Linked DNA regions of Homo sapiens: regions 2 and 3 are each linked to region 1. Evidence: chromatin loops called from intact Hi-C (ENCODE). Cell type or tissue: CD4-positive, alpha-beta T cell. All regions are shown on one strand.

Evidence for each region. Peaks named below come from ENCODE experiments on the same cell type or tissue, not always from the same donor. Only the 100,000 strongest peaks of a DNase experiment are listed, where the experiment ranks them.
Region 2: it touches region 1 in a loop (5-fold over the local background); 57 of 110 quality-filtered maps call a loop at or near these places.
Region 3: it touches region 1 in a loop (7-fold over the local background); 19 of 110 quality-filtered maps call a loop at or near these places.

What each region holds. Positions count from the first base shown.
Region 1 is chr6:96,893,361-96,901,360 of GRCh38, forward strand. NDUFAF4 (NADH:ubiquinone oxidoreductase complex assembly factor 4) reads right to left here and starts at 4,531. Exons shown (of 3, transcript NM_014165.4): 1 at 4,306-4,531; 2 at 3,384-3,487. The coding sequence starts at 4,441. It also overlaps a transcript of KLHL32 not described here. RefSeq lists an enhancer at 4,354-4,453. In CD4-positive, alpha-beta T cell, CTCF peaks have their summits at 4,565 (motif pointing left) and 4,767; DNase peaks (open chromatin) are centred at 4,111 and 4,571; H3K4me3 peaks cover 1,975 bases; H3K27ac peaks cover 1,798 bases.
Region 2 is chr6:96,623,062-96,631,061 of GRCh38, forward strand. No RefSeq gene overlaps it. Among named protein-coding and RNA genes, the nearest start is that of FHL5, 64 kb to the left of the region's middle. In CD4-positive, alpha-beta T cell, a CTCF peak has its summit at 3,837 (motif pointing right); no DNase peak of the experiment used is centred here.
Region 3 is chr6:97,279,334-97,287,333 of GRCh38, forward strand. It overlaps MMS22L (MMS22 like, DNA repair protein), which reads right to left and starts at 3,883. Exons shown (of 25, transcript NM_001350599.2): 1 at 3,763-3,883; 2 at 2,981-3,220; 3 at 1,904-2,029. The coding sequence starts at 3,144. RefSeq lists enhancers at 3,460-3,719, 4,100-4,159. In CD4-positive, alpha-beta T cell, no CTCF peak of the experiment used is centred here; a DNase peak (open chromatin) is centred at 3,958; H3K4me3 peaks cover 1,898 bases.

The DNA.
Region 1 (8,000 bases):
ATAAAACAAAACTCCTTAGCAAGAAAAATAAGGGCCTTTACGATCTGACCCCTATCACTCTCCATCCCAACTCACTTCTCCCAAATTCACATTTCACATTTTCTCATAACTGCAGTGAACTCTAACCATTCTTCAAAGGCATCACACACTCTTGTATCTTTATATTGCAAACTAGGCCTGAAACACTCTTCTCAACTTTTTCACTTTCCAAATCTCAAAGCTATTTTCCTATTCCCAGGTAAGGTAGATCTTCCTTCCACTCCAAGCACATCTGTATTCAGATTTCCTTTCTAATTAATAGTCAATACTAAAATAAATAATTATTTGACACAAAAAAATCTAAGAAGATTCAAAATCCTCTCGACTGAAAAAAAAAAAACCCTTAGGAAATTAAAAATAGAAGAAAATGTCCCAAACGTGATATAAGTATTTTTTAATCGAAAACAAGTATCATTCTATTATAATTAATGCTGAAACACTTGAGACATCCTGTGGAAGGAAGGAACAGATGAGAATGCCTACTTTCACTGGCATGTTAATGTATACAACACAATAAAAGAATGAAGTAAAAATACTAGAAAGAGAAGTTTTTAATTCTACATAGATATATCTTTAGAAAAGAGAATCAACTGAAAACCTAACAGAAATAATAACCTAGCAATGTGGGTAGCTACACTATAAAAACCACTCACTTTCTGATATATAGTAGTACCTGGCTTTATCTACAGTTACCTGAAGTCAACTACAGACCAAAAATATTAAATGAAAAACTCCAGAAGTAAACAATCCATAAGGTTCAAACTGCAAACCATTCTGAGCAGCATAATGAATTCTTACGCTATCCATTCCATCCTGTCTAGGATGTGAATCCTCCCTTTGTCCAGTGTATCCATGCTGTACAGGCTACCTGCCTGTTAGTCACTTAGTAGCCATTCTGGTTATCAGACTGTGTGGCATCACTGTGCTTGTGTCCAAGTAACCCTTACTTTACCAAGAATAGCCCCAAAGCACAAGGGTAGTGATGCTGGCAACTCAGTTATGCCAAAGAGAAGCCATAAAGTGCTTCCTTCAAGTGAAAAGGTAAAAGTTATTGACTTAATGAGGAAAAAAAATCATATGGCGAGAGTGCTAACATGGATAATAAGAATGAATCTTCGAACCCTGAAATTGTTGTAACTGTTCCATTTTATTAGTTGTTAATTAAACTTTATCATAGTATATATTTATAGGAAAAAGCAGTATATATAGGGTTCAGTACTACGCTCAGTTTCAGGCATCTACTGAGGGTCTTGGAACCTATCTGCTGATTAGGGAAGACTACTGTAGCAGCAATAAACAGTTTAAATTTAAAGTGAAAAAAGCTCCCATCACAGTAACAACGTTCCCTTTACCACTCAAAGACTTAATAATTAAAATGTTAATTCTCCTCAAATTAATCCATAAATTCCCATTCAATTATACTCAAAATCCAAATAGGACTTATTAAAGAACCTGACAATTTCATTCTCAAATTCATCTGGAAAAATATTAATGTGTGAAAAGAGACCAGAAACTTTTTAAAAGAATGAGAGAAGACTATAAGAAATATCAACACACATTATAAAGCTCTATTAATTAAAACTATGGTTCTAGTGTATAAATAGAAAAATAAGTAAAACTGATGAGTCCATAAATAGACCCATATGTGTATCTAGAGATGCATTTTAAGTAAGTGGAGAAAGGTCTGGGCTCTTCAACAAATTATATTTACACAACAAGCCATCTGTTTGAAAAGAGGTTCAACTGATCTATTCCACACATCAAAGACCACATTTAATGCCAGATAAAGATTTTAATATAAAATGTAGTTATAAAACTACTGGAAGAAAATACAGAAGAGTTTATATGATGGTAGAGTGGGCCCAGTATTCCTTTACCACAAAAGGCAAAAAGACTGAAATATTTGACAGAATTTTGAATAAATATGTTAAAAAGTCAGACAACAAATAAATTATTTGCCATATGAAAGGCACAGTATCAATGATGTCTAGAGGCATCACAACCATGAACTGCCCGAAGGAAAAAAAGGGACACAGAACATAAACAAAAGGCAATTCCAGTTTTCATTATCACTCTCCCTAAGGAATCTAGACTTTTCCTAATGTCCCCATGAAATTTTAATATCACTATATACGTATCTCTTTACGCATTATATGTATAACTGAGTCTTATACATACAAAGCATTAATTTTTTTTTGCTCCCAAGAGTGAATTTTCAGATGCATAATTAAGTAACATGAGAGAAAGAATACTTGGGGAGTATTACTCAACACCTATTTTAAAATGACGTAAGAACACAGACATTAACCCTATACTTTTTTCATGTGAGCATGTGGTGATAACTGAACCCTACAATTACTATGTGCAGCGATTAACAAATCTTGTTTTATTTCTCCTCTGTAGTGAAAATTATATTAATAATTCTATCTGTGCAAATATCCAGAGAGAGAGGGACAGTACCAGAATATTTTAGAATGAAAAAAAAAATCTGGAAGTTGTTGGCACTTCCTTGGCCTTTAATCAAACTTTACCCCTAACTAGAATCTTCCTGCCCCCAAAAACTCATCTGGTTAACTCCAACTGATCCCTCCTCAGGCCTGAACATAACTATCACTTCCTCAGAAACCATCCTTGATCCTCCCATTTCAAAGAGGTCCCTCCAATATACTCAGCAGTGCACGTACTTTTCCCATAATTATGGTCACATTGTTGCTCATTTGTTTAATGGCTGTGTCCTTCACAACATCATAGGCCCTGTGAAAATAAGGACTAGTTTTGTTCATCACTATATACAAAGCACTTGTGCCCAGGACTTACATAATACAGAATATGGATTTACACATAGGTTCCCATTCCTAATGTATTCTTTGATCCTTCTAATTTTAAATATCCTATCTGAATACATCCTTAAAAAAACAAACAGGAACACCCCACAAAATCCAACAACACCACTTACTAAAGGAGTCTCTGAGATTAGAACATACCTCAATCCACAGAAGAATGAGAAAATAATATTAAAGCTCTGCTTTTGTCACTCAAATGACAACCACTGGAAGTAATGCCTTACCAAATCCTACAAATTCTGAAATACTATGAAATAATTCACACAGTTGCTTGTATCAATACTTCCACAAGTTATTTTAGAATTCTGGTAAATATCCAGTGAACCAAGGCATAAGTGTCTTGCTGTCTTACACCAGTGTGCTTAAACTTTGCCAAGGCGTGTAGATTGATCACAACACACACTTGCAGAGCACTCTTTTTACTACTTGCCACACTTAATCATTTTCCTGAAGCCCCAAAATAAGTAAATTGTGTATTCACTTAATTAAACACACATTTACCTGCAAGGAAGACACAGGATCTTTGGAATCAACATACACATCTTTTAGAAACGACAGCAGCTTTTCATCTTTACGAGCAATCTCTCCTTTAACTTCTGGATAGACTAAGGAAAGGAAAAAAGTCACAATATTAAAATCAAGGAAAATTTCCTGTAATATCCTAAACGCTTAACACAAACGCTTTCTTTTATTTTCTTTTTTGAGTCGGAGTCTCGCTCTGTTGCCCAGACTGGAGTGCAGTCGCGCGATCTCGGCTCCCTGCAACCTCCGCCTCCCGGGTTCGAGAGATTCTCCCACCTCAGCCTCCCGACAAGCTGAGGCTACAGGCGCGCCACCACGCCCGGCTAATTTTTGCATTGTTTGTAGAGACGGGGTTTAGCCATGTTGGCCAGGCTGGTCTCGAACTCCTGACCTCAGGTGATCTGCCCGCCTCGGCCTCCCAAAGTGCTGAGATTACAGGCTTGAGCTACCGCGCCCGGCCTAACCACTTTAATTTTTTTAAAAAATAAACATAATCATTTGGACTGTTAGGAAAATACTTTAGATGGAAATCAAAATTCCAGGTCAGGCTCTGCGTCCATCGTCCAGTGAAGACCCCTAGAGAAAGCTCTGTGACCCTCTCGGATTTTGATTCCCTGTATCAAGTCCGTGACAGCAGCCGGCGAGGGCCTGGTTAGCGGGAGCACTGGCTGCTGCCTCTGGGTCTCGGAAGTAGGCGGGGCCGCCGACCTCACCGCGGGCGCGGAGGACAGTCTCAATGTCACCGGCCTGGCGGCTCCCCCTTCCAACGCTCCGCCAACCCGAGCGGCTGCGGCCGAGCAGGCTGACGCCGATCCCTCGGCCTCCGGACCCACGCTAGGGACAGCCGGGCAGCACAGGGACTCCGCGCCCCCGGGCCCCGAAACGCCCTCGCACCACTCACGACTAATCTGCTCTCGCAGGAGGCTGTTGGTAGAGGGGTGTCTGGGAGCGACAGAGGGCTTCATCTTGCTGATTTCCCGTTCCGCTCGGTTCTCTAGGTTGAAATTCCTGATACCGCGAATCACTAGTGCTCCCATCTCCTCATAACATTATGCGCTCAGGTTCAGGCCGCACGTGGGAACACCGGCGCAGGACAACTCCGGGACACCCGGAGCATGCGCACAAGTGAGGGGAAGCCCCGCCGCGGGCGCTTAAATGCGTGCCCGTCGCCCCCTAGCGCTCGGGAGGCCACACACCGCTTCTCTGCCCAGGGCATTTAAAAGGGAGCCCCTCCCTTCGGGGCGAGTGACGGCTCCCACGAGGGCCGCTTCCGGCGGGAGGTGGCGGGGCTTAAGTCCCCAGACCCACGGTTGCTTTTAACGCTGGAACTCCGAGGGAGTCACCCGGGAAGCTCTGTAAAGTTCTGTGCCGGGCCCTACCCCAGACTTTCTGATTTAATTCTTGTGGAGTGAGGCCCAGCATTGGATAAGACTCCACGTGATTCCAAAGTTTCAGTGAAGAGCTGAAAATCAAAGTCGTAAGGAAGTTGACCTTGAAGTTGTTTCACAGGGCAATGCCACCAAAGAGTTAGCCGATAAAAATGGAACTTACTGAACCAGGGTCAAACTGGGCTCTCAAGTTGCCCTTTCCTGCTTTTGTGAAAGGAAAATAATGAAAGGATGTTCCCTTTCGATGAGTATTTGTTCTCAGCCGCTCTCATTTAAATGCCTCTTATTTTCCTGTCCCCCCGCCTGATGCATTTTCAAGCCACTGTATTCTTTTTCCATTATTTTTTACATCCCGTTCTCATTTGACCTAATGGTATCGATTTTAGTTATACTTTCCCTTATCTTATTTTTGCTACTAATTTACTTCTCCATGCTACTAAATGCTGAGTCATTCCCTCTCCTATTTCTCTTCTCTCTTGCCTTCTTCATTCTTTTTAAGCCTCTGTGTAATTTAATGAAAGGAACAGACAATAAGACGTCAGAAAAAAAAAACAAACAAACAAAAAAACGAGTGTTACATTCACCTTCTCCGTCTCTCTCCATTTCCTGAATGGGTTACTGTAGTGCTGCTTTTATTTAAGACCCTTTAGAAATATTGTTATTAATCTAAAATAAAACCCACCAGGAAGGAAGCAGTAGGAAGGAAGTTACAGTATTTCTCTTACTGTGGCTGCAAAATCTATTTTTAGTGTTCTGATCTCTGCTTAGCAAAATGAAGTAGAGTGGATGTTTTTAACCAGCTTAAAGTAAGAAAATATTGATGTAAAGATAATCGAATAGAATAATAATAATAAAACAAGAATCAAAGAACCAAAATGAAGAAAGGGAAAGTTTTTTAAAAAGAAAACTAATGTAATCATTAAGTATAATGCTTAATCAGAGCAAAAGCACTGCAAGGAAGACGGCTTCAGCCACTCTAATTTAAATGCCCTTTATTTAATTATACTGAACATTTTTACAGGGATTGGTATTTGGAATTTATAGAAGCTGAAATCAGTGATCTCAGATAGCATTAACTGGGAAGTTATCCTGAAGGTGGCAGGCTGCTCCAAGATTTCTATCTTTGATACTTTTAAGCATGCTTGTGATTCAGGGCTTTTTAGGCACGGTATTTCTATTTCTATGGGTGCTAAGAAATTTTAATCTGCCTCATTATGTCTATGTGCTTTAATCATGGTAGCAATTCGACTCACTGCCTGTTAAAATATTTTAAAAGTGAAAATCTCATTTTCATAGAAATTCCACCGAACTTCGGGCAGTATGAAAAAGTAATGTTAGAAGTGACTGTCAGGACAGTAGGGATTACAATATGAAATAATTATTTGAATTCACACATTCCAATAGAGCTTGGATTCAACATTGAAAGAGCTTCCAGCATGTGTCAGCTGCTTTGCCTGATCCTGGCCCAGTGCTGCTCAGGCCCTCAAATTGCAAAACAGAAGGCAGATGCACTCCATCAGAAACTCACAATTGGCTGTCACCCTTTGGGAATCATGGAAATAAAACCTGAACCATAAATGCATAATTCCAGCTCTTCTTGTCAAAACATATAAATTAACAGGAACTCTGAACTTAAGAACTCCTGTTGGGCTTATGTTAAGGATTGAAGTCAGATCCCCAAGGAAAGTATAACTAGGATGCTGCTTAGAATGAAGCTTCCATCTGAGTGGAGTATTATGATGCATGTGTATGGCTGAATATCTTAAGATACTAATAAACCCAGGGTCTTGACAACACACTAGAATGTAAATTCTGAGGACAGAACTTTGTCTGTTTTGTTCACTGTTCAACACATTGAACAGCTAGTACACAGTAGGTACTAAACAATTATCAAATAAAGGTCAAATGAACTGAAAGACAAGTAGGATCCCTGAGCTGGAGTCCAGACCCCAGACAAGTTCTCTCTGCCTGAACACTAGCCCTGCTTCCAGAAGTGAGTCCTTATGCAAGTAACTTAATGTGGTTGAACACACTTTGCTCATCTTAAAATTGGGATAATAGTAATCACCTAAGGGGTTTTACACAGATTAAAAATATGTGTCTAGTACAATGCCCAGCTCAGAATCTGATGTTCAATATTTGCATTGTTTTTCATTTTTCAGAGGAGAAGGGAGCAGTTTTAAAAAGGACACATATTCTGAAGCTCTGGTGAATAGGTGAATGAAAGTGATAAAAAAATTTGAGATTACGGTAAGACTCATGTTCTTCAATAATTTAATTTTTAAAAAATAAAAAATGCTAAATTTGATTTTTATTTGCTGATTAACGTGCTCAGCACACGTGGTGGTATTGTTAGATTTATTAAGGTTGGAATATGGGTGGGAATCATTAGTTCTCGGGCATAAAATGCCACCTGCCTGTGCCTGACATTGGCCACAGAAATAGTCCCCACTTTGTTTCCCTCTGCCCTCATGTCTTTCTCTCTGCCTAGACTTTTACCATTGGGTACTCCTTCTTTTGAACATAATTCAACAGCATTCTGCGTTCTCCAAAGGATTACAGTAGCTAAACCCAGGTGACAGTTGGCTCAAGGGGCCCAGGACAGCCCTCAGAGGTTTCATCAATCAAATCTCAACCACTAGTGAGGAGCACAACAGATTTATGGAGGAATGACTTATTCTGGCAGAGGTTCTGGTGTTCAGGCAGAGAGAACCTCTCCAGGGCCTGGATTCCAGATTAGAAACCAGAGAATTTGTAGGAGTCCAACTGAAATAATTTACAAGGTTCCCAAGTTTGGCCAATTTCATAGTGATGCAGTGTTTTGGGTCTGTAAAACCTAGAATACTGGGAGCGGGGGGTAGTGCCACAAACTCAAAACCAAAACAAACTAGGCTTTGTGCAGATCCAGTATTCATATTGAGGAACACTGGGTCTCAGATTAGAGATTAGAATGATCAACCAGCAATTATGCCCAGATGCCTGCTTTGTGGTTACTGCACTCATGACTTTTGTCATTGTATTCATTTGTATTCATTTCCCATTGCTGCTAGCAAATTACCGCAAATGGTTTAAAACAAAACAATTTATTATCTTACAGTTTGGAGATCAGAAGTCCAAAATGAGATTTTTAAGGATAAAATCAAGGTGTCAGCAGAGATATATTCCTCCTGGATGCCTTTTTTTTTTTTTTACTTTAAATGGGGAAGGG
Region 2 (8,000 bases), 270 kb before region 1:
TGCCTGTCAAAATTTTAGTCAACCTCTAAAGCCCAGATCAAAGTTGCCTCCTATGTGAAACCTTTACTAATATCCCTTAGCAAAATTTAATCATTTCCTGCAACTTCTTTTTTATAATTCTGTGAGAAGTTTAAACAACTTGGTTTATATTACAGTTAGGAGTGATAGGCAACCTGGTTAAACGATGGTTCTTGGAGTCAGAAAAGCTGGTTTCAGATCCCAGCTCTGCCACGGGCTTGTTATGTGACGTTTGGTTAAGTTACCGAACTCTGAGCCTTGGTTTCTCAATTTTCCAGTATAAATCTCAAAAAGTTTGATGTGAATATGAAATAAAATATATGCAAACTGCTTTACATCTACCTGGAACATATTCAACATATTATAAAGTTATTAAAATGTCAATTATCTTCACCTTCCTTCCCACCCCTACTCGACCCTATATCATATGTTTATTCATCTTTGATAAACTCAGTGCTTAGTGAAGTGTCTGGCACTGGGTAGACAGCCAATAAATACTTTCTGAATTAAATTCTAGTTGTGAAAATATTATTGCTATAATATTCTCCTAGTGTCAGTTGTCAATAATCATGATTAATATGTAAATCCCTTTTGCTATTGGCCTCAATCATGTTGTATAGAGTTGCCCATGTAAGAAGCAGCTAGATGGCAAATTAATGCCTCTAGTTTCAAGTATCTTCATTGAAGTTTTGATTTTGATACCACTGTTTCCTCTGTCCATATACTATTAATCTATAGAATATGCCTTTCTCAACCAGCACTCACAGGGTGTCTGGAGACACTTAATTTTCAGGTGCTTTGGAGAATAACTGCCTATATTTGAAGTTTCCTCTAGGGCCCTCAAAGTAGATGTTTTAGGCATTGCATAGCTTTTTGTTAAGCCAGACCATCCTAAATATGCCTGCCAAATTTGGAGTCAATCTGTCCAAGTTTTGTATCATGTGTGTACAGACAGCTAGAAATGCAATTGTACTTACTTTGATTAAATCTCAAAATGCATTCTCTGTGTTCCTCAAAAATGCAGCCAATTTTACTTTAACCTACGCTGAGTATGTGTAGCTTTGGACATATTAAATTATTTTATCATACCAGAACAGCATTTATGGGCTGCCTCAATCCTCCCATGGTACAGCATTTCTCTTGTTCTTCCTTATTAAGCTTCCTATTTTTTTTTTGACACTTTCACCTTTCCTGTTCCAGTGTTCTCCTTCTCTTAATGTGCACTAATTCCTAGTGGATATAAGTTTAGGATATTAACATAATTACTTCGGATGGAATTCTAGAAAATAAACATCTAGGCATTTCTTTATCCATTTACCTGGTCCTTAACTAGCACCCACACTTTTCTTGCCTGATGCCCCAGTATTAAACTCAATATGTAGCTTCTAAGAACAGAAATACAAGTCCACAGCTAGAAAATGTTCAGAGACAGATATTAAAACTGGGAGAAATAAAAACTCTCTGGGTATTGAAACTTTAATTCTCATTCTTAGGTTTTTCATAAAATCTTCTATTATCTCTCATAAGAAGTATGTTTCTAGCTGCCAGTATGAGGCTTTTGTCAGTTTATGAGGAGAGTAATATCAAAACCCACAACTGCTTTGATTCTCAAAAGAAATATTAAAGACCTTTAGTTTGTAATCATAATGTACAATAATTGTTGAAAATCTTCAGCTAGTTATCTTCTTTGTGAATAATTGTTACCTTAAAGTGACAACAATCTCCCTTTCAAATACATCTGAAGCAAATGCAGGCAGGTGTAGGTGATGTTGTCTTAGCTTTCTTTACCTCCCCCAGTAAGAACCTCCAGCACTCTCCATGTCCCTAGGAATATGAAATGCGCTTGCCTTCATTTTCTACAATAATCTAATAAACTGGTACTTTAAATTATTCTCATTGTACTGATGAGGAATTTGAGGTTAAAAGAGGGACAATAATTGGCTCGAGTTATTACAATACGTATGGATCTGATTCCAGAGTCTATGATATCAGTGATGCTATTAATACAAATACATGGTGCCACCACTCTCTGCAGAAAGCCTAGTGTTACCATTTCCCCTTTCCCACATACCCACTTCCTGCTGGTCGCAGGTCTTGTTTCACTTGTTGAATGTCTCTTAAGACTGTTTTCTCCTTTTCACTGCCATGGTTCAAGCTTCATTACCTCTCATCTAGATGCTTTAAATTATCTCCTGTTAAAACATGTTTTTGTATCTCCATGGCCTCATCCTTTCATCTATCCTACACCTTTCCTCCACCAGATCAATATTTCTTAATTAGCATCTGATTATGGCTTCATCTTGCTCAGCAGCCTTTACTGGCTCTCCATTAGTTCACCTCCAAAATCTGGCCTCATGGCTCTTCGTAGGCTACTCTATCAGCATTTTTCCCCACTAGAATAGGTACCTCTGAGGATGGAGTCTTTGTCTATTCTATTCACCATCAAATATGCATTGCCTAGAACAAAACCTAGTACAGAGAAGGTGCTGAAATAAGTGTTGGGTGAAAGAATGAAGAAACATTCTGCTTTAGCCATATCTTATTACTCATTGCTCCCAAAATAAATAAATACTGGATTTTCTTCAACTTGGTTCTTTTGCTCAAAATAGTCTCCTACCTGGGTAGTCCTCCCTATCATCGCCATTTATGCAATTAATTCCAAATTAAAATTTAGCCATTTATCACTCACAAGTCAACCTTTCCAGCTGGAAATATTCACCCCCTCCTATGTATTTATGACAATTCTCATATCATACTCATTATATTTGCTTTGAGTTATATAGTTAATTATCCTATAGTCATCTGAAACTATTGATTCAAAATAGGGCAATGTCTCATTCAGCATTGTATTTCCCATAATGTTGGGTATAAAATAAGCTTAAATAAATGTTGAGTTTTAAAATTGAATTGAGTCACAGGACAAGTCACTTCTGAATTTCTTCCTCAAAACTGGTAAACATTGATACACATGTAAACAATAATGATAAAAGCATTAATAACACTGAACACCAAGGACTGCATGAATTTCATTCCTCCAGTAGCCTTATGCAGTATATACTATCATTACCAGATAGGAAAACTGGAGCACAAAGAAGTTAAGTTCTCCAAGATCCCACAGTTATTACAAGAAGGCCAGAGTTTTAAGTAAGAGGTTTGGCTTTAGGGCCAAACCATGCTCTTAACCTTGGACACTACGACCTCCAAAATTAGAAAGGAGAAACTTTAGAAAGAGCCAAATATAAGCACAATTGATCCTTATTACAGGCCTCTAAGTAGGCAAACATTTAGAAATGGAGCATGCTGGATTTATATTTTGTGTGTCCACATTTTTTAGCAACTTCTTTTTTTTGAGATGGTCTGGCTCTGTCACCCAGGCTGGAGTGAAGTGGCGCTATCTCAGCTCGCTGCAACCTCTGCCAACCGGGTTCAAGCGATCCTCCTACCTCAGCCTCCCGAGTAGCCCAGACCACAGGTGTGCGCCACCATGGCTGGCTAATTTTTGTATTTTTTGTAGAGATGGGGTTTCACCATGTTGACCACACTTGTCTCCAACTCCTGGGCTCAAGCAACCCATCTGCCTTGGCCTCCCAAAGTGCTGGAATTACATGTTTGAGCCACTGTGCCCCATCATTCTAGCAACATTTTAAAAGGAGGCATAATTTTATTCACATTAAAAGAATCAATCAATAAAACCAATGAAAGAATAAATTTGAGGAACTGTTTGTGGAAAAGTAGTTGTTTTACTAACAAAAAAAAAGTGGCAGGATACTTAGAAGTCATAGTTTCATGAAAATGCGATTTTTTAAAAAAAAAAGTAAACGTATGGTTTATTCTTTGAATTATCCACTAGATGGCAGAAAATTGTTACTGTCCAAAGCACTATTACTGTATTAGTCCAGGCTCCTTTCTAAGCTCCAGAAGTTATGCAAATTGCTTTCACCTCTACCCCTGCAATGCTAGCCTTTTCACAAGTGGCATTTTAAAACACATCAGTATTTTTAAGCTGGGAAAGAAAAATCAGAGGTTTCAGAGTTATAAATATTAGGTATGAGCATACTAATTATATGTTTGTGTTACTCTGCTCTAACACAGAAGGAACAGATGCACAGACATGTTGGGAGAAGGGCTGAGAGCCCACATAGAATGATCTATCCAGATGCCAGATATTAGAGTTAAGCTGAAAAGCCTCCAGTAGGACAGTTTCCTGTAACTTGTAAGTCATGGTTTTCATCCCTCTTAGCATATTAGATTTGCCTGGGGGCCCTACCCCAGGCCCAATTCTCTGGTGGTGGAACCTGGACATTGGCAGTTTTTTCAAGCTTTTTAACTATAAAATAAGAGAAATAGACTAAGCAATTATAGTATTTTCTTCCAGGTCTAACATTCTAGGATTGAAGTCTAATAGCATATTTATTACTATAAGCTTCATAAGCACAAGCACAAGAACTAATTCTGTTCTGGATCCTTTATGAACATAAATTCAGTTAATTTACACACAGTGAAAGACCTTAGGGAAAAACTAGACACAGAAAGGTTTCATAACTTGCCCAAGGCTATGCTGTAAGAGAGAAAGTCAAGACAGATTTGACCCAGTCAAGCCTGAATATATAACACTATGCCAAAATTCCCATAAACAGTGGATCAACTTATAAACAATATCCATCTCTCTATCTATAACTAAAATTATACCTGCACTTACCATAATGGTCTCTACCTTATTATTTAATCTTGCAGCTGCTGAGCTGGTTGAAAAATTGGCATAACATATCTGTGAACAGCGATGTAACAGACCAACTCTAAAACAATCAGTACATTTGGGTGTACTATTGTTTTTCTGGGCGAAATTGTACTTGAACTCAGAAACTCTGGTATTTTGCAAAAAAGAAGAGTATTAGAAAAGTACTTAATAGAATTTTCAAGAGAATTCTAATTGAGTAAATCTTATAAACATCTTTTAACATATATTTTGATTCCAGGGCTCATAGAGACTAATAAAACCAAGTTCTGTCCATAATCTCTCCTCTCTTTTTAGAGCCTCACCTTTTTTCTGGCATATGAACATATAGGTCTCTTGATCCAGCAGGAAGGGATTCTGCAGAAACACATAAAAGTTTAGTATAAATTCTTCTACACTCACCCTGTCAAGCTGAATTCCCTGAAGCTTTTCCCTGGAAAGTTAAAACATTTTGCCAACATTGCTTGCCCAATGAAGACCTAGGGGGTCAGAGGTGAGTAGTGAGTATAATGTACAGTTGCTTTGTAGTTCTGAATGATTTGCCTTTGAGAAAAGTAATAATGTTGATGAGAACTGACTGGCTTTAAGGGTGACCATTATATTATTTTTGAGCTTTTTATGATGGAAAATTTCAAACATATTCAAAAGTAGAGTGAGTGGTATAATACACACGCAAGTAGCCATCACCCAGATTCAAACATTATCTCCCACTCAATCTTTTTGCTATACTTCCACATATTCCCTCCTACTAACACAAGCATTACTTTGAAGCAAATCCAAGACATATTATTTAATCTATAAAATTTTGGTATGCATGTCTTAAAGTAAAAGCGTCTTTTAAAGAAGAGATAATCATTATATGATATTTAAAGTAATAATTACATTTGAAGAATGCATTTTATCCAGATCCCATTTATTATTGAATGCCCTGACACTGGGGAGTGTGAGTGGCATGGAGGAATTAAATTTTATTTCCAGAAAGTAATTTATCAGGCAAATTTTAATCAACAAGAGTATAAAGGGCCTCATGACTACATCAAAGTTTACTCCATTTTCCCCTAGCACTTTTTCCAAACTTTAGACTATGTTTTATTCTTGTCAAATAGTTGTAATCTCCTTATTAACAATTTAGTTTTAGAAAAAAGTTGTTTCTTCTGATTAAATGTCAGTAGCATATACTGTGTGAAATACCGAAATACAGTGATTTAACAAGCCACAGAAGTTTCCTCTATGTCCCAAAGGCTGTAGATTGAGTGGTAATTTTTAACCTGTGGAGAAACTTTCATCATAACTGGGGACAATGCAATGGAGGGAGACTGACCTTGGAGGAAGGGCACTCAAAAGGTGGTAACCACAACAGATACAACAGATATTTGGACTCGGACTTTCCCTCTTGAAGAAAATTGGATCGGCATTAAGTCTGTCTCCCTAGACAAAGTTTTTTAATCTGTAGCTAACTGGTCCGTGAAGTCCTGGAGGTAGGGGCCACAGCAAGTAGTATGTCTTCTGTGGTATATGTAGACTTTCTGAAATCAGTAAGAGGCTTTTTCTAAACCATTGTCTCAACTAGGGCTAGTAGCCACCCAGCAATTATCTGGGAAAGCCAGGCATAAATACTGGCCTCACCATGTGTAGGGGCACAGAAAGGAAAGGAGATAATTTAAAATTGAAGACTATCTTGGAGATTCCTAAAGAGCCATAATGGTTAATTTTGTTATTGGAATGGGGCTTGGCACTTGGTTATAGCTCTGGTCCCTGGAGTGCACTTTCAGTAGCAGAAATCCAAACGTGAGGAGAAGTCAGATACAGCAGACCACATCAAAGTGATATTTCCATCAGTCAAAAATTAACTGAAAATTATGCGCTGATCTAATTTAGCACAGTGAAAAGTTCTATCCTAAACAGTTGCACAGTTTGATAGTACACATCTGATGTTTTCTTTCAAAGGCCTATTTCAAATCCATCAATCTATCATTGAACTGATTCATGGTCAACTTTCTCTTTACTTCTTCTTTTTCTTTAATTTAGGAGTCTGGTTTTCTGATCTTTGTCTGACACCATCCTTCTCTTTCCAAGTATGCTGTCAAAACAGGCTTAGCCATCCTAATTGTCTTGAGTAATGATTTCCACATATACTTCACACCAACATCTTCTCCTCTTTTGTCCAATAGCCACTCCTCTTCCTTGTTCTATGTCTGGATAACAGCCTATCACATTTGCAGAGCCAGTGATAGAAGTATTGCTTTTTTTGCCTTTTTTTTTTTTTTTCTGAGGTAGAGTCTCGCTCTGTCACTAAGGCTGGAGTGCAGTGGCGCAATCTCGGCTTACTGCAACCTCTGCCTCCCAGGTTCAAGCAATTATCTGCTTCAGCCTCCCAAGTAGCTGGATTACAGGTGCCCACCACCACGCCTGGCTAATTTTTGTATTTTTTTAGTAGAGATGGGGTTTCACCATGTTGGCCAGGCTGGTCTTGAACTCCAGACCTCGTGATCCACCGCCTCGGCCTACCAAAGTGTTGGGATTACAGGCATGAGCCACTGCACCTGGCTACTTATTTTTTTTTAACCAAGATAGCTCTACTACCATTTTCCCTATGAATAGGTACAACCATATTCTTTTCCCCAGTACAAAACATCAAATCCTTTGTTCATTCTTTTCTCCCACATTCATTTTTTTGACAAAATGATTTCCATTTTGTGAGATGGGTCCTTTAACATACTTTTCATCTCAGTGATCTATCACAGAAATTCCCATACAGATATTGCCTCATTCTTATGTATTCTTTTCTTATTTATTTTAATTGACATATAAAATTGTATATATTTATAGCATAGAGCATGATGTTTATAAATACATATACATTCTGGCATAGCTAAATAAAGCTAATTAACATATGCATTATCTCACATATTATTTATTTGTGGTGAGAACACTTAAAATATACAATTTTCAAGTATTAATACATTCTTTTAACTGTAGTCACTAAGTTATACAATAGATTTCTTGAAATTATTCGTCCTTCTAACTGATATTTTGTAGCCTTTGACCAGCATCTCCTCAATCCCTCATTCTTCCTGCAAAGCATGTATTTTCTTCAAGATGACCTGAGCACCTATGAGCTCTCAGCATTTCATACACTGACCGCTATAGTCTGGCCAATTTATGACCCATTTCTTAGCTCTTTCCCCATTAACGCCCCCGGAGATATGTTCTATGTGGTTCACAGCATCCACATCTGCTCTCCTAA
Region 3 (8,000 bases), 390 kb after region 1:
ATTAGCCCGGCATGGTGGCGGACGCCTGTAGTCCCAGCTACTCGGGAGGCTGAGGCAGGAGAATGGTGTGAACCCAGGAGCTGGAGCTTGCAGTAAGCAGAGATCGCACCACTGCACTCCAGCCTGGGCAACAGAGCAAGACTTCGTCTCAAAAAAAAAAGAAGTTTAAGATGGGGTGCAGTGGCTCCCGCCTGTAATCCTAGCACTTTGGGAGGCCAAGGCAGGTGGAACACCTGAGGTCAGGAATTCAAGACCAGCCTGGCCAGCATGGTGAGACCCCATCTCTACTAAAAATACACAAAAATTAGCCGGGCGTGGTGGGGGGACCCTGTAATCCGAGCTACTCGGGAAGCTGAGGCAAAGAAGCGCTTAAACTCGGGAGGCGGAAGTTGCAGTGAGCCAAGATCACCCCACTGCACTCCAGCCAGGGTGACAGTGTGAGACACCCTCTCAAAAAAAAAAAAAAAGAAGTTTAAGATACATAAAACATTCTAGGTTAACAGTTACATAATAAAATTTTAAACTGTATCATACAGTTATACAATAGAAGTTCAAAAAAGGAATAATGTAGACTAAAGTATCAGGGAAAGCTGTTATTTATCATGTTCCATCTTAATTCCTGATAGCAATTTCTTGCTATTCTTCCTAGTTGATTTCAAAGTCTTTAAAAATTAACCCATATTTATAACCTATGTCCTAGATAAAGACTCGCTCATTCTGTAATCTTCAGGATTACAGAGGATCACTCACTGAGCCTGTTCTATCAATAAAACGTATGACATGGCGTAGATACAGTTTAAGTCTCTTCAAAAGGTTTCATGGGATGATGGTGAGAGAATTCCTTCCACCTCTCCATTTTCCTTTAAATGTATCACATATAGATTTTTACTGTGTTTTGGAATAATTAGCTTTCAATAACTGACTCCTGTTTAAAATTACCTAAAATCTGAATATGAACTGTGTCTTAAATGATAATGAAGAACTTTAATTTTTATTAATTGAGATGAGTTTTTTTTTTGAGACAGAGTCTCGCTCTGTCACCCAGGCTGGAGTACAGTGGGCAATCTCAAATCACTGCAACCTCCGCCTCCTGGGTTCAAGCAGTTCTCCTGCCTCAGCCTCCTGAGTAGCTGGGATTACAGACGCATGCCATCACGCCTGGCTAATTTTTGTATTTTTAGTACAGAAGGGGCTTCACCATGTTGGTCAGGCTGGTCTCGAACTCCCGCCTCGGCCTCCCAAAGTGCTGGGATTACAAGCATGAGCCACCGCGCCTGGCCGTCCTCATCGTTTTTAAAAAGCACATATTTTTAAGAAATTCATACTGAAGTATTTATGGGTGAAACGACATGATGCCTAGGATTTCCTTACAAATACTTAGGCCAAAAGAAGAGGAGACAAGACAGATGAAGGAAATGTAATAAAAAGTTGTTGTTTACTGCAACTGAAGGAGGGTATATGGATGTTCATTATATTATTATTTTGTGTATGCTTAAAATTTTTCATTAAAAAAATTTTAAATGTTGTCCAAATAATTAATATTTCTATTACACAGTCTAAACAATTTATTTGTTAAGACCATACTCTAAAGATCACTGAAAGACTATGGCTATTGCACAACAAAAATATTTTAATTTTCTTCTAAAAATTATAGTTCAAAGCCTTAAATATTTGTCAATACATGTGTCAAATGCAAAGAATAAAGATTCTGAAAACGCAACTCATTAAAACCATTACTCATCAGGCATTGCTGCTTGATTATTGTTACTGGTAAGATAATCAAGTGAGCAACCAGCACAATTCCTCTGGTCTTTTGTAATATCAGTATTAGAAGCCACCCAACAACGTAATTTACAAAAGTGAACAACACCTACACTCACAGAAAGTTATAACGAAGAAATACCTGAATAAATGAAAGAGTTCTCTAGATGAATTCACTAATGCTGTTTCAGTAACCCACTGAATGCCAAATATTTCCAAGGTATCTTCTTCAAAATTAGTTGGTAAAGGGTCAAGATTCAAAATCAATCTGAAATGAAAATTGTTTCAATCTCATAAAAAGTATACTAAGTACCATAATACGACGGCTCTTTTCTTTACATTATTTGAATCCATATTATACATGACATGTATAAAAAGTCAGAAAATGCCTTGGTACTTTACACATTCAAGATTACAATAGCTAGACTGTATTAAAACGTCAATCTTCTATATTGATAAAATGTACGACTAAAGTGTAATGTAACTTAAGAGGAAAAATCAACAAGAATTCTAAAAAACATATTTCTGCCTGTCTTCACCAGTAGTCTTCAGTTGTAGAATTTCATCCTTTGAGGGGACATTTAATTTTAAAACTGCTAACAGTTATTCTGAGCCATGTCTGGAGAATAGTATCCAACTAATGAAGTTGAGTATTCTATTTAAGATTTCTAACAAGGTACAACTATAAGGTCAACAAAAATAGTTTCCTCACTGAAACTGCCTCAGCAGGTATTACCAAAATATTTCAAGAACAGTTTTACTGTAATATATATGTACCTGCCCAAGGCAAAATAAGTCTATACACTTCTATATGTGCAGGTAGGATTAGAAGGAACAGGGGCAATAAAAAATGTTTGTCTCTCTTAAATATTACTGGAAAGCTCTAGAATATTATCACACTCTTTAGAAGGAAATACTACTGCAAAAGGCTCAGATAGTTAGGAATTCATTTTAAGTAGAAGAAAAATTAGTGCCCAGCTCCCTACAGTAAGGGAACATCAGTTACCAAGGAAGTTTTCCCTAATACCCCAAATACTTTAGATATGCCCTTACCAAGAAGCCAGCAGAACTGATAATCATTTGTACCCTTATGATATACTAAGCTGATTTATAAAACACGACTTGGTGAACACCAAAGTTTAATGGGCTGAAATAACTAACATTCCTAAAAAACTGGTGAATAATCAGATGAGGGAAAATGTCTCTGAGTTTTACCTACCGCTTAAGGGCTCCGCTGCAGAGGTAGGATTCTCCAGAAAAATGTTTTCCTCCTCCTCTGTTGTCAACAGCACAAGAAAAGTAAGGAGGTTTGCACCATTCCGTCCCCAGCTCCAGCTCTAAGCTGTCAGTCAGGAACGTCGATGCAGCAGAACAGTTCTCCATTGTTTACTTCATGTTCTGAAACACTTGGGGTTCGTCGTATCATTAAGGGCTCCAAAGAGAAGGTGTGAAGAGATTCCTGTTGGGGGGGGGGGGGTGGGGCCGAGAGAGTGGGGATTACTTCAGAAAGTTCTCAAGACGTCCGCCAGCAGGAAGGAAAAACAAACGAACAAACCCAGAGGCCAAATTCCCAATTCCCCCTCGCCCTCCGTCCATCAAGGCTGTCAGAACTTAAGACAAAATGCACAACCAACTGGCTGTGGCAGGGACCTCGAAATCCGGCCACTAAGTCGGGCTCTGCAGCCCAGGACAAGGTGAAAAGCAAAGAAATGTCTGCAGGACATAGCGTCCCGGGCTTGCCTAGAACTGCGCCCTCCGCAACGTTTCTAAACCACTCTCCGCCCGTTTCCCAGCAGCAGGGTGGAGAACGCTCCCTCCCCGGCTCGGGGTGGAAATTAGGAAAGCAACCCCTAGGGCCAACCCCGACCCTCCAAGGAGGAGGCGAGACCCACCAGGCCCACGCCTGGCAGCACTCGGGCGGAGAAGGCGGGGTGCCGGTATCCCGCGTACCCGGCTGCAGCAAGGACCCGGGGCGTCGGTTACCCGCGGTGCCTGTCGTACCCGCTCACATTTCCAGCTCCCGAAACCTGCCTCCTGTGACCCAGACCACCAACAGGAATCTTTGGGGTCTAAACCGCAAACAGGCGAAATTCCCGCCACCGCGCGCCCGCGCTCCGGAAAGGCGGGGCCACGGCGCAGCCCTCCCCCGGCTACCAATCGCCTCGCGATATCTGCGCGGAAACAGTCGGAGCCCCACGAATTCTCGCGAGAGTCCGTCAGTCCGGGACGAGGTACTGAGAAACTTTTTTTTTTGTACCTTTAATTGGTGCGTTCGGCTGAAAGGCGGGGCCTGGTAAAAAAAAAAAAACAGAACTGCTGCTGAGGCGGAGGAGAGGACTTAAGGACTATGGGTTTATCCTCTGGCCGGACCAAAGAGAAGATATTTACTCCAGTGAGTGCGAAGTGAGTGCCTCGTTCACACCCACAGTCGCGCCGTCCCCTCTTCCCGCTCTGGGGCCAGCAACTCTTGTTAGAATGCAGATGCCTTTTGTCCATGGACTGTGAGGCAGGCAAGTGCAACAATTAATTTTCTCTGTAACAGATGGAACAAGTAGACAGAAAATTAGTATGGATATGGAAAACTTGGAAAGCACTAACCAACTTGACCTAATTGACGTTTATAGGTGACCAACCCAACAATAGCAGAATACACACTCCTGTCAAGTGCACATGAAACATTCACTAAGCGATACCATATTCCGAGCCATAAAACAAATGTCATCAACTTTAAAAAGATTTAAATCGTACAAAGTGTATAGTCTGATCATAATGGCATTAAACTAGAAATAAAGTAGATACTTGAAATACTCTAAATATTTGGAAATTAAGAATCATACTTCTAACTAACCTGTGAATCAGGAAAAATCACAGGAAAATTAGAAAATACGTTGAATTAAATTAAAATGAAAACACTAAAATTTGTAACAGTACCTGCTTACATTAAAAAGAAGAACTCAATTCAATAAACTTTTGTCTTAAGTAACTAGAAAAAACCCCCAGCATATTGAAACCAAAGCAAGCAAAATGAATGAAATGATAAATAGTAGAAATAAATGGGATGAAATAAATGGAAGGAAATACATGCAAAAGTTGTTTTTCTAAAAGAGCAATATAATTGATAACCCCCCTACCCAAACTGATAAAGAAAATAAACAAATTATCAGTATCAGGAATTAAAAAGGTTTCATCACTATGAAATTTAGTCATTAAAAGGACAAGGATATTAAAAGAACATTATGAACATTTTTATGCCAATAAGCATAGGTGAAATGGACAAATTCCTTAAAAGACGCAAACTGTCAAAAATCAACAAAAGAAGAAAATTTGAGTATCTCTGTATTTATCGTAGTACTCAGAATCTTTGGTTAAGCCTCCCTCCTCTCTCTCTGCACACACACACACACACACACACACACACACACACACACACCACTTCTTACAAGAAAACTTCAGGCCAGGGCAGGCACAGTGGCTTTGGGAGGCTGAAGTAGGTGGATCCCTTGAGACCAGGAGTTCCAGACCAGCCTGGGCAACATGGTGAAACCCTGTCCCTTGTCTCCACAAAAAAAATACAAATATTAGCCAGGCGTGGTGGTGCTCATCTGTAGTCCCAACTACTTAGGGAGGCTGAGGTGAGAGGATCACTTGAGCTGGAGAGTTCGAGGCTGCAGTGAACTGTGAGTGTGCCATTGTACTCCAGCCTGGACAACAGAGCAACACCATTTCTCAAAAGCAACAAAACAAACAAACACTCTCCAGGCCAAATGGCCTTACTATTAAATTCTCCCAAACATTTAAGGAAGGAGTAATACCAATTCTATACTAACTCTTAGAGAAATTAGGAGATTGGATGCTTGTTTTATGAGGCTAGCACCACACTGGTATCGAAACCTGACAAAAGACAATTACAATACAATATCACATGCAAACATAAAAGCAGAAATGTTAGCAAGCAAAATCCAGCAGTACATAAAAAGGATGACATATGATGGCAAGGTGCAGTGGCTCACGCCTGTAATCCCAGCACTTTGGGAGACCAAGGCGGGTGGATCACTTGAGGTCAGGAGTTCAAGACCAGCCTGGCCAACATGGTGAAACCTCGTCTCTACTAAAAATACAAAAATTAGCCGGGTATGGCGCCATGTGCCTGTAGTCCCAGCTACACAGGAGGCTGAGGCAGGAGAATCGCTTGAACCCGGCATGGGGAGGTTGCAGTGAGCCGAGATCGCGCCACTGTACTCCAGAACAAGACTCCGCCTCAGAACAAACAAACAAAAAGGATGACATATGACAAGAAAATTAGATTCATGTTAGGAATGCAAGGTTATTCAAATTTCTACAAGTAATCAGTTCATTATATCAAGTCTATAAAAAGAAAAACTGTCATCTCAATAGACACTGAAAGATCACTTGATAAATTCAACATCTATTCATGATAAAAACTCTCTGCCAACTAAGAATGGAAGAAAACTCCCTACCTTATATGTGATATCTATGACAAACCTGCTATTAATATCATACTTAGTTATAAAAATGTATGTTCTTTTCCTAAGATTGAGAAAAAGGCAATGATGTCCACTTTTTCCACTTCTCTCAACATTTTACTGGAGGTAACTAGTCAATGCAATAAGGAAGATGAAGAAATAAATGTCATATAGATTGAATAAGAAGAAGTAAAACTGTCTTGATTTTCAGATGACATAATTATTCATATAGAAAATCCTAAAAAAATCTCTACAAATATATATAAAAACTATGAGTTCAGCAAGGTGGCGGGGTTCAGTGACACACAAAAATTAATTGTATTTTATAGACATGAAAAGACAATTTGAAAATTAGAGTTTAGAAAACAACACCATTTAATGACATAAACAAGGTTTAAATTTAACAAAATATGCGTCAGATTTTGTTTGCCAAGGATTCCAAAATATTGCTGAAAAAAATTCAAGAATATTCAAGTAAATAGAATGAGATAGCATAATCATAAATTGGAAGACTCAATATTATTAAAAGTTCTTCTGAAGTTTATCTATGGCTTCAAAGGACTGCCAATCAAAATCCTAATCCCAGAGAACTTTCTTTTGTAGAAATTGACAAATGCATTCCAAAACTGATATGGAAATGCAAAGGGCCTAGATTAACCGAAACAATTTTGAGTAAGAATAGTGTTGAAAGAATTCCAGTACCTAATTTCAGGACTTGCCATTAAGTTACAATAATCAAAACAGTATGATTTTGATCTAAGGGTAGACATAGCCAGTGGAAAAGAATAGAGACTCCAGTAACAGGCCCCCATACACGTTTGATCAGCTGCTTTTTGGCAAAGGTAATTCCATGGTGAAAGGATAGTCTTTTCAACAAATAGTGAGAGAACTATTGGATACTGATACACTTAAAAATGAACCTACCTCATATTATAAAATTTAACCCAGTAAGGATCATAGACCTACATGTAAAAGCTAAAACTCTTAAAAACTTTTAGATATTCAGCTTGCTAGTAATCAAGAAAATGCCAGCAAAGAAAAGCAAGAAATAAGGCTAGTCCACAGAAGAAAAATCAAGTGTGTGTGGTATGGTATGATGTCTGTCATGAAATCCAAGAGAAGTATTTTATGAAAGAATGGGTAAGCTAATAAAGGAAAACAGATTAATCATTGGTATTGGCAAGAAATAGGTCATTACTAATGTTGATAAAAGCTGTTTAAGTTGAGTAGTTGGGGAAAAACATCTGATAGGAGTGGGTCATATAGAAAATGGGAGGTGAATCAGCAAATATCAAAACTTTACCCAGGAATTTAATTGAAAATAAAGCATAAAAATAGGACAGAGGGACATATAGGGATCAAGAAATGGTATTTTCAAGATAAAAGATGTTAGAACATGTTTGCGAGGCTATGGCAGTTATTAAATGGAAAGAAAAAAGATGCTGAACAGAAGGGGAATAATTGCAAGAATAAAGGCATTGAAAAGATGAGAGGGGATAGTATTCATTACACAAATGACATATCAACCTCTGATAGGCTCAAGAAAAAATTTTTATCCTAATAGGAAGAGTAAAAAAAAAAAGTAAATCTTAAAAATACAGAATAAGATGGCTGGAGGTGGTGAACTACGTGTTGGAATGTTGAGTTGTTTTTGTTTTATTTCACCTATTTCTCTATGACACATCAACTGGAAGTGAGAAGGAAGAGTAGTTGTTAGAAATTAGAGAAGAGGTGCAATATTGTCATATTGGTGAG